Regions from separate parts of the Homo sapiens genome. Here region 1 is linked to region 2. A link is an interaction called in ENCODE POLR2A ChIA-PET data of the cell type or tissue named here. Cell type or tissue: GM12878. All regions are shown on one strand. Links, peaks and the distances in the headings refer to the core of each region. The heading gives the core; the rest is flanking DNA.

What was found. ChIA-PET counts read pairs that join two places held together with the same protein. Peaks named below come from ENCODE experiments on the same cell type or tissue, not always from the same donor. Only the 100,000 strongest peaks of a DNase experiment are listed, where the experiment ranks them.
Region 1: POLR2A ChIA-PET joins it to region 2 with 11 read pairs; 11 of 35 experiments call an interaction of 5 or more read pairs at or near these places.

What each region holds. Positions count from the first base shown.
Region 1 is chr2:227,462,633-227,467,021 of GRCh38, forward strand. No RefSeq gene overlaps it. Among named protein-coding and RNA genes, the nearest start is that of MIR5703, 7.3 kb to the right of the region's middle. RefSeq lists enhancers at 39-98, 999-1,058. In GM12878, for the core only: no CTCF peak of the experiment used is centred there; no DNase peak of the experiment used is centred there; H3K4me3 peaks cover 1,037 bases; H3K27ac peaks cover 1,358 bases.
Region 2 is chr2:227,409,142-227,413,530 of GRCh38, forward strand. No RefSeq gene overlaps it. Among named protein-coding and RNA genes, the nearest start is that of SCYGR1, 23 kb to the left of the region's middle. RefSeq lists an enhancer at 2,469-2,668. In GM12878, for the core only: no CTCF peak of the experiment used is centred there; DNase peaks (open chromatin) are centred at 1,910 and 2,410; H3K4me3 peaks cover 408 bases; H3K27ac peaks cover 2,401 bases.

The sequences.
Region 1 (4,389 bases), core at 103-4,102, 53 kb after region 2:
CCTTTGCTATAAGTTCTACGCACATTCAACAGGGACACCTCTGTGTAGCAAGTTACCTAAATGAATATTCAGGCTGTTTTCACTCTGGGAACTTGGTATGTGTAAATTTTCAGGTAATTTCCCTCATTTGAATAACTTCTTGAGTGAAAACAGGTCCTTCAAGTGCACATCCTGGAGCCCCGGGGCTGGCATAGCATCCTTATAAAGCAGAAACCTCAGGCTAACAGAGCCCAGTTATGTCCTGGGATGTTTGTATTCCTAGAGCCCAGCTCGAGACCAGGAAGTGCCTCCTAGGTTTTCCTGTTTCCATGTGGCCTTGGTTTGGATTCACAAGAAAAGGATTCAACAGAGTACAGTGCTGACTGTACCGGTTAAATTATGGCCTCTAAAGTCCAACCACTGGCCTTCCAATCCCAGCTCCATCACTTCCCAGCTATGTGACCTTGGCAAGCCCTCAACTCGGGAGCCTTAGTTTCTTCATCTGTAAAATGGATATAACAATAAAATCTATGTCCAAAGGCTGCTGTGAGTATTAACTGGGTGCTTAGTCAACCGGGAAACATTAGTCACTGGTATTGGGGGATCAACGGTGGAGCTCTATGCAATCGATTCTCTTCTCAGGGGATGGGGTATGATGGCAACATCAGTCAACTGGGCTCAAGGGAATTACTTTGCACTCAGTTCAGCACATGCTGTCTAATGAGCCATTGCCTATCTGCCAGCATTTGTTGAGAAATACAAAAAGAAAGAGAGGAGGTTTTTTTAGAGACCCACTTTTAAAATACCCCCATCTGACCCCTTCAAAATGGAGGGCTGATGGGTAGCGTCCATTTTCCTTTTCTGTAGGCCCAGCAAGCCCCACTAATGTTTCTTTTCTGATAACTAAAGCAGGTTTCTCTCCCCACAGGGGCCTCTTTCTTTCCCCTGAACCAGAAGGGAAGATCCCCTTTCTCTTTTCAGTAATGGGCAAGAACAAAGTTCCATTGACAACGTGAATGGAGCATTTCTTACCCTGGACTCTCTTCGCACTGCAGAGGCAGGGACCTTTTCTCTCCCGCTTGGCTTCTGAAGATTATGATTCAAGTCCTCTACAGGCGACTAGGGCAGCCCAGGAATCCTGATTCTGGCACGAACTGACCAAGGGAGGGAGGCTGCTTGGTTGCAGAGCCTCCATGCACAGAAGTCCACTTACCTGTGACTTCTGATATGTGCAACCCCGAGAATTTCCCCTGCTTCGCCTACTCTGGGCCTCCCCTAACCACCCAGTAGCATCCTCTCCTTTCACATGCTATTACCTTACCCTGCTTCATTTTCCTTTAGAGCACTTAGCATCACCTGGTCCATTATATTAATTTGTTTGTCTGTTCTCCCTCCCAACGGAACATAAACCCCAGGAAAGTAGATGTTGTCTTGTTCATTGCTGAATCCCCAGTGTCTGGCACAGTGCCTGGTAAAGAGTAGATACTCAGTAAATATTCACTGAATGAATGAAGAAAGGCAGGCTGAAAGCTACTTCTGGTTTCCCTCTAAAATAAAAAAAAAATGTCTTTCTGATAAATGGATAACTAAAGTCAGGTTGCAATGGTTTTGGGCTTTTAGAATGGCCTGAGTTTGGATCAGTCAATCAACTGATGCAATTTATGAGCGATCTTTTATAGCCCAGCAAAGTAGAGACACAGAAGGATATGACCTGGTCCCTGCTCTCTGAGTGCACAAAATTCAGCTCACAAATGACAGTGGAAAATGAACCGAGGTAAAAGAAAAAGTCTCCAACAACACGGACAGCTGGAGGGCAGGTCTGCAGTTTCTCTGTTTTTCCTGGCATCTCTAAGGAAAGAGAAGCCAGGTATCCACCTGTCAGTGCCACAGCCACTGGTGGTAAGGGATGTGTGCCATTCAGGTGTCTAGCTTCTACATCCCTGGTGCTCTCTGTAGAGTATGCCCAGAAACCACACTGGTATTTCCAGGAAGTATACACCAAGTGCTGTTCTCTGTAGGTTTTGCCCCTTCTTTCTTTTCTATCATGCTACTTCTTACAAATTAAAAAGCAAGTCAGGAAGCAATGTTAAAAATAATCAAACCACAGCTAAAGGAAGGTACCTTCAAAAGAAGAAACGGGGGAAAAAAATTGAGTCGACTATTATTCCACAGTGCTTTATACTTGAGGCCCTGTGATTATTCACTCTGTGAAACCCAGTGGAACCTGGGGGAGTTAATGGGGCCAATGTTACTTTTCTTTTGCATTACTTATGTGGGCTGTAAAAATGAGCTTTGGCTCCATGGCCAAAAGCGGAAAATGTCACACCATGGGGAGCGAAGAATGTGAATCAAAATGCAAAACCTACAGCTCCAGTTTTCCTACATTGTAAATGCTTATTGCTATCAGGTAACTCCTCTCCGTAATCCAAAGCAGCTCCGGGCACCGCAGGGGCAGGGGAAGGGAAGATCTGAAGACTCTAAGTATGGACAGTATTGAGGCCAGACACAGTTGCTCACACCTGTAATAGCAGCACTTTGGGAAGCCAAGGCAACAAGATCGCTTGAGGCCAGGAGTTCGAGATCAGCCTGGGCAACACAGCAAGACCCTGGTCTCTACAAAAAATATTAAAAACAATAATTAGAAGGGCATGTTGGTGCATGCCTGTAGTCCTAGCTACTCTGGAGGATCACTTGAGCTCAGAAGTCGAAGGCTGCAGTGAGCCATGATTAGGCTGCTGCACTGTATTCCTGGGTGACACAGCAAGATCTTGTCTCAAAAAAAAAAAAAAAAAAAAAGAATGAACAATATTGAGGGTCCCCAGCCACCCAGAGCTACCTGACTGAAACTGAGTGTTTAAGAGAGGATTTAGGGGCTTCTGAGAGAGGCTCTGTGCTCTAAGACTTGGGGCTAGGGAAAGCCGATCAGCAACGTGGGGGCTTGGGGAAGAAGGTAGCTTGCTTTGTGACCAGTTCAATTTTTTTGAGGGTCCCAGAATATTAAAACATGAAGAGATGTCAAAACAGGGCCTCCCCAAACTGTGGCATATTCTAAAATAATTAAACTTAACCAATATATTGTTTAATATTAAACTAATATTAAACAATATACAAGTAAACAAAGAAAACACGGTAATTGCACTATTCACAATGTAGGTCCAAGACTTACTAAAAATATGAGTGCAATGCAGGTGGCAAGAATGGCATGGGACATGACTGGCAACATCTTTTTTCTATTCTGTCAATGGATCTTTCTGACACTGCAGTAACTCAGAGATATTGTCAAAAGTCTAAACCTAAGTCAGGCGCGGCAGCTCATGCCTGTAATCCCAGCACTTTGGGAGGCTGAGGTGACAGGATCACTGGAGGTCAGGAGTTTGAGACCAGCCTGGCCAACATGGCAAAAACCTGTCTCTACTAAAAAAAAGAAAACAAAAAAACATGCACACACACACAAATTAGCCAGGCATGGTGGCTCATACCTGTAATCCCAGCTACTTGGGAGGCTGAGGCAGGAGAATCGCTTGAACCCAAGAGGTGGAGGTTGCAGCAAGCCAAGATGGTGCCACTGCACTCCAGCCTGGGCAATAGAGCAAGACTCTGTCACAAAAAAAAAAAAAAAAAAGAAAAGTCTTAATTGAGGTCCTTTATGAATGGAAAGCCCTCCAGGGACAAAGCCACCACTGGCCATTCCATGATGTTGGTTATTGCTAGTCCTGCTTTGCTCTCAAGCAAACAGGAGGCCTCCTCTTGGGGCCTTGCCTGCAGGCATGGAGGGTGGAGCAGTCTAAGATGACCTGGCAGCTTGCTGCTGGCTCCCTGGCTCCCTGGGGCCTCTCCAAACACCAGGGTTTGTCGGGGATATAGTCTCTGACTCACCACTAGTGATAAGACAGGCCAAGAACCTTTAAGCAAGTCAGACAGCATTCAGGGAGGTTTTAGATTCTTACCACTGGAAGTCTGATTTCAGAATTTGCAAGTTCCTTAACAAAACCGTTGTAGCTTTGACAGAACTGTAGTCATTCTGGGAGCCAAAACAGCAGAGACAACAATACACAGAATGCTGAACCTGCTGCATCAAAGTGAGGAAAGCTTTATCTCTGCCTCCTCATTGCTGCATCTATTTATTCATCCAACCAATATTTACTGAGCCCTTTCTAAGTGCCAAGTCTCACAGTGAGTGCTGGAGAAAGAGTAGTGGACAAACACAGACTTGGTCCCTTCCCGGAGGAGGCCTGCAGTGTATGGGGCTGGGGGGAAGGAAGAGGGGCCCTAACTGAAAATCACAAAGCAATGTAAGTAGCCACAGCAGCAAATGCTATAAAGGAGAGGCCCATGGGGCTATGAGTACATATAATGAGGTCTGACATGTTTAGGCATGTCAGGAAAGGATCTCTGAAAAACAGATATTAA
Region 2 (4,389 bases), core at 237-4,236:
CTATAATCTCAGCACGTTGGGAGGATGAGGCGGGAGGATGACTTGAGGTCAGGAGTTTGAGACAAGCCTGGCCAACATGACAAAACCCTGTCCCTATTAAAAATACAAAATTAGCCAGGCAATGAGCCGGACTTGGTGGCGCATGCCTGTAATCCCAGCTACTTGGGAGGCTGAGGCAGGAGAATTGCTTGAACCCTGGAGGTGGAGGTTGCAGTGAGCCAAGATCGTGCCATTGCACTCCAGCCTGGGTGACAGAGTGAGACTCTGTCTCAAAAAAAAAAAAAGTATATATATATATGTGTATATATATATATATATACACACACACATATATATACACACACACATATATTCAATGTATTGAATGGTCTGTCCAGTTGAAGCCCTGATTCTAGACTAGATAATTTGTTGGCTTCTTGTTAGATCACTCTTAACAGAAATGTGACTGGACTTAGAATCAGTCTGGAAGCATTGTGGATACTCTGGAGTCTGACGTTTCTTGTCCCTTAACATTCAGCTCGTCTTTCCTGAGTTATACCTCTTAGTCATTTCCCTTTGAAATTAAGAGAAGGGCCTCAAATCTTAAAAATGGAAGAATACGGCCGGGCACAGTGGCTCACACCTGTAATCCCAGCACTTTGGGAGGCTGAGGCAGGCAGATCACCTAAGGTCAGGAGTTCGAGACTAGTCTAGCCAACATGGTGAAACCCCGTCTCTACTAAAAATACAAATATTAGCCAGGCATGATGGCGCACACCTGTAATCCCAGCTAGTCGGGAGGCTGAGGCAGGAGACTGGCTTGAACCTGGGAGGCAGAGGTTGCAGTGAGCCGAGATCACACCACTGCACTCCAGCCTGGGCGACAAAGTGAGATTCATCTCAAAAAAAAAAAAAAAAAAAAAAGGAGGGATAGAAGGTCTTGTGTTATTAAGACATAGAAGAAAAGTTAGTTGAGAATCTCACTGGCCACACCCCAAGAGGGGACATTTGGCCACTGCGGGTACATTGGGTGGTCTAGGGAATTGGCTGGGTCTGGGACACACTTGTTAAGCTCCTGAAACTTAGAGTTGAACAGAACAACAGCAGCTAGTATAACGACTTGAAAGGTCCTTTGATGAATTTTAATACCTGGACGCATAAATATTTGTGTTTGATACTTTTAGGCATCTGAAAGAAGTGTCTGATTTCCTTGCTAAGGGATTGGCCTCAGGAACAGATGCATACCAGTGTTGAAATTCTCCTCAGCCTCGTGACTGGCAGTGATTCTTGTGTATCTGCCCTCTGCCTGTGTTGGAGCTGCTAAATTGTAAGAATTTGTAAGTTGGTAAAATACTTCTAAAAACCCTCAGCTCCATAAATATTTTTAAATTTAAATTTAATTTTGTTTTAGAGATAGGGTCTTGCTATATTGCCCAGGCTGGTCTCAAACTCTTGGGCTCAAAGCATCCTCCCATGTCAGCCTCCAGAGTAGCTGGCACTACGGGCACATGCCTTGCTTTGCTCTTTAATTTTTTTTTTCTTTTTTTTTTGAGATGGTCTCTTGCTCTGTCACCCAGGCTGGAGTGCAGTGGCACAATCTCAGCTCACTGCAACCTCTGCTTCCCAGGCTCAAGCGATTCTCCTGCTTCAGCCTCCTGAATAGTTGGGATTACAGGCATGTGCCACCACACTTGGCTAATTTTTGTATTTTTAGTAGAGACGGGGTTTCACCACATTGGGCAGGCTGGTCTCGAACTCCTGACCTCAGGTGATCCACTCGCCTTGGCCTCCCAAAGTGCTGAGATTATAGGTGTGAGCCACCGTGCCTGGCCAGCTCTTTAAATCTTAACGTAGTAACACCGTTACTAATTTCTCAGCTGCTTTTCTGAGTTTAACAATTTCTGACTGAATGCTTTATTTATAGGTTGACAATTCTCAGTACCCCTAGTCAGCCAAATGTGTCTCTCTCCACAACAGAGACTCACCTTCTCGTGGCTGCAAGCTGTGCAGCTGAAGAGGGATTCTGGAGAAAGAAGGGGAATCCTTTTGTTTGGGTCTATTAATGCTACGCAATGTGCCTGGGTTCTTGGAGGGAGACATATCCCATTCTTCCTTATTCCCTCCCATTGACTATACAGGAGAAACTGTATGGAGCTTACTTCAGAAAAACTATTAAGTCCCAAAGATGTGAAGTGTTTTGAATTTTATTCAAGTCCAACCTTGCAGGGCAACAACTCAACACAGCCATTCCTGCTCTTTCAGGAGAAGCCACAAGTGTGGGAAGACAGGCAGCTAAGTCTAGGGCACAGACAAATTAGTCATACTGTCTGCTTAGATCCTGAGGGCCTGCGAAACCCTCAAGGTTTCCTGGTGTCATCTTAAGGTGCTAGTTATTCCATTCTGGCTGCCTTTTGATTCATTTGGTTTTCTGCCCACAGGCAAGCAGAGGCGAAACCAACCTGCCAACTCTTACCTCAAACCCATTGAGAGAGACCTGGGGATTTCCTAGGGTTTTATTTTTACCTATTGCTCCCCAAACAGAAGTTCCATTACACAGAAGCATTTCTTTTTTTCTTTTTCTTTTCTCTTTTTCTTTGAGACGGAGTCTTGCTCTGTCACCCAGGCTGTCATGCAGTGGCACCATCTTGGCTCACTGCAATATCTGCCTCCCGGGTTCAAGAGATTCTCAAGCCTCATCCTCTCGAGTAGCTGGGATTACAGGTGTGTGCCACCACATCCAGCTAATTTTGTATTTTTAGTAGAGACGGGGTTTTGCCATCTTGGCCAGTCTGGTCTCGAACTCCTGACTTCAAGTGATCTGCCCGCCTCAGCCTCCCAGAGTGCTGGGATTACAGGCATGAGCCACCGCGCCCGGCCACACAGAAGCATTTCTCAGTGCCTAATCTAGTTTGCATATCAACTATTATGGAATAAAGAAACCAACAAGACCTTGCATTGCACTCCCTGGGTGGGATGACATATGCCTATCAAGGCCAGAGCCTCCTGAAACCCATCTCTTATTTCTGTTGGCACTGCTCCCACCCAGACAGAAATGAGTTAGAGTGAGGCATTCTCCCTAGTAACCACGGGAAGTAGGATTTCTCCCTGCAGAGGAGCAAAGGAATAGAGGAATGAATATCTTTGACTCCTACTCCTGTTCACCTTATGGGAGTCTTCTCTGATCCCCACAGCTAAAACACCGTCACTTCTACCCCATTCATCTTTATGCTCTTATCTGGCTTTATCTTTCCTGTCTTTTCCCCCACCAACACTTACCTCCCCCCTGCCCTAGAATGTGAGCCCCCTGAGCGCAGGATCTGTCTGATTCATTTACTGCTGTATCCTCAGTGCCCGAAACAGTATCTGTCCCATTTCTGAGTGCACAAAAAAAAAATCTGTTAAACAAATAGGGGACCTCTACTATTGCCAGGCACTGTGTCAGACCCTGTGCATACACTATACATGTGACACAGGTAGGTGTTAGTGGCATCATTCTACAGATGAAGAACCCAGGGAGTAACAAAGGAGGTGACATAACTTCCTCAAGGTCACACACTTAGTAAATAGTTGAGCATTTACTGCCTCTAGAGGGTCTATCCTCTAGAACTTGATCCCTTTTGTCAAATGCAAGAGCTAAAGAATTGTCGAGTAGAGTGTGTTTCATTCTTGAAACCATCTCAGTTTTCTACCTAGGTAGAATTTAGGAAAACAGAAGGGATGGCAAATATATATATATATAAAAACAGAGGAAACCTTCTTGAGGGTTACAACTTAAACAAGCACAGCCCAATACAAAATACTCTGAACTAAAATCAAACAACAATTCTCAGTATCTCAGAGGGTTTGATTAGTTTACTTAAAGTTTTTCAATCATCCCATATGCATTTACTGAGGCCCTCGTATGTGCCAGGCTCTGGGCTAAGTGCTCCGATACTAAGAGAAAGGCGGTAGACTTAGCCCTGTGGAATTTACTGTCCACCTGAGAACAATGAACCCAAGAGGTGTAAGAGACCAGGATTTCTGAAGAATACAGAAGAAATACTCAGTGTGCTTGGAGAGCAAGTGAAAGAGGGTCTGGCATAGACTGTGGGGCGGGGAGGGCAGGTCAGGGAAGATTGGCCCGAGGAAATGGTTTTAGAAGGGAACTAAACTTACCCTGGAGATTATAGTTGTCAAAGAAAAGCAAATCATAAACAGCCAGGACACACAACACAGACGTTACAGAGACACTGACAAGAGGAAATGGGAAGGAGGCGATTAGATTCATGGGCAGGAGCTCAGAGGAGAGGTACGGGCTGGAACTATATATTTGGAAGTCATTGGCTTACAGAAGGTAATTGAAATTGTAGGTGTCGATGAGATCATCTTGGAAAAAATTACACAGCAAGAAAAGAAGGGAGTCCAGCCCTG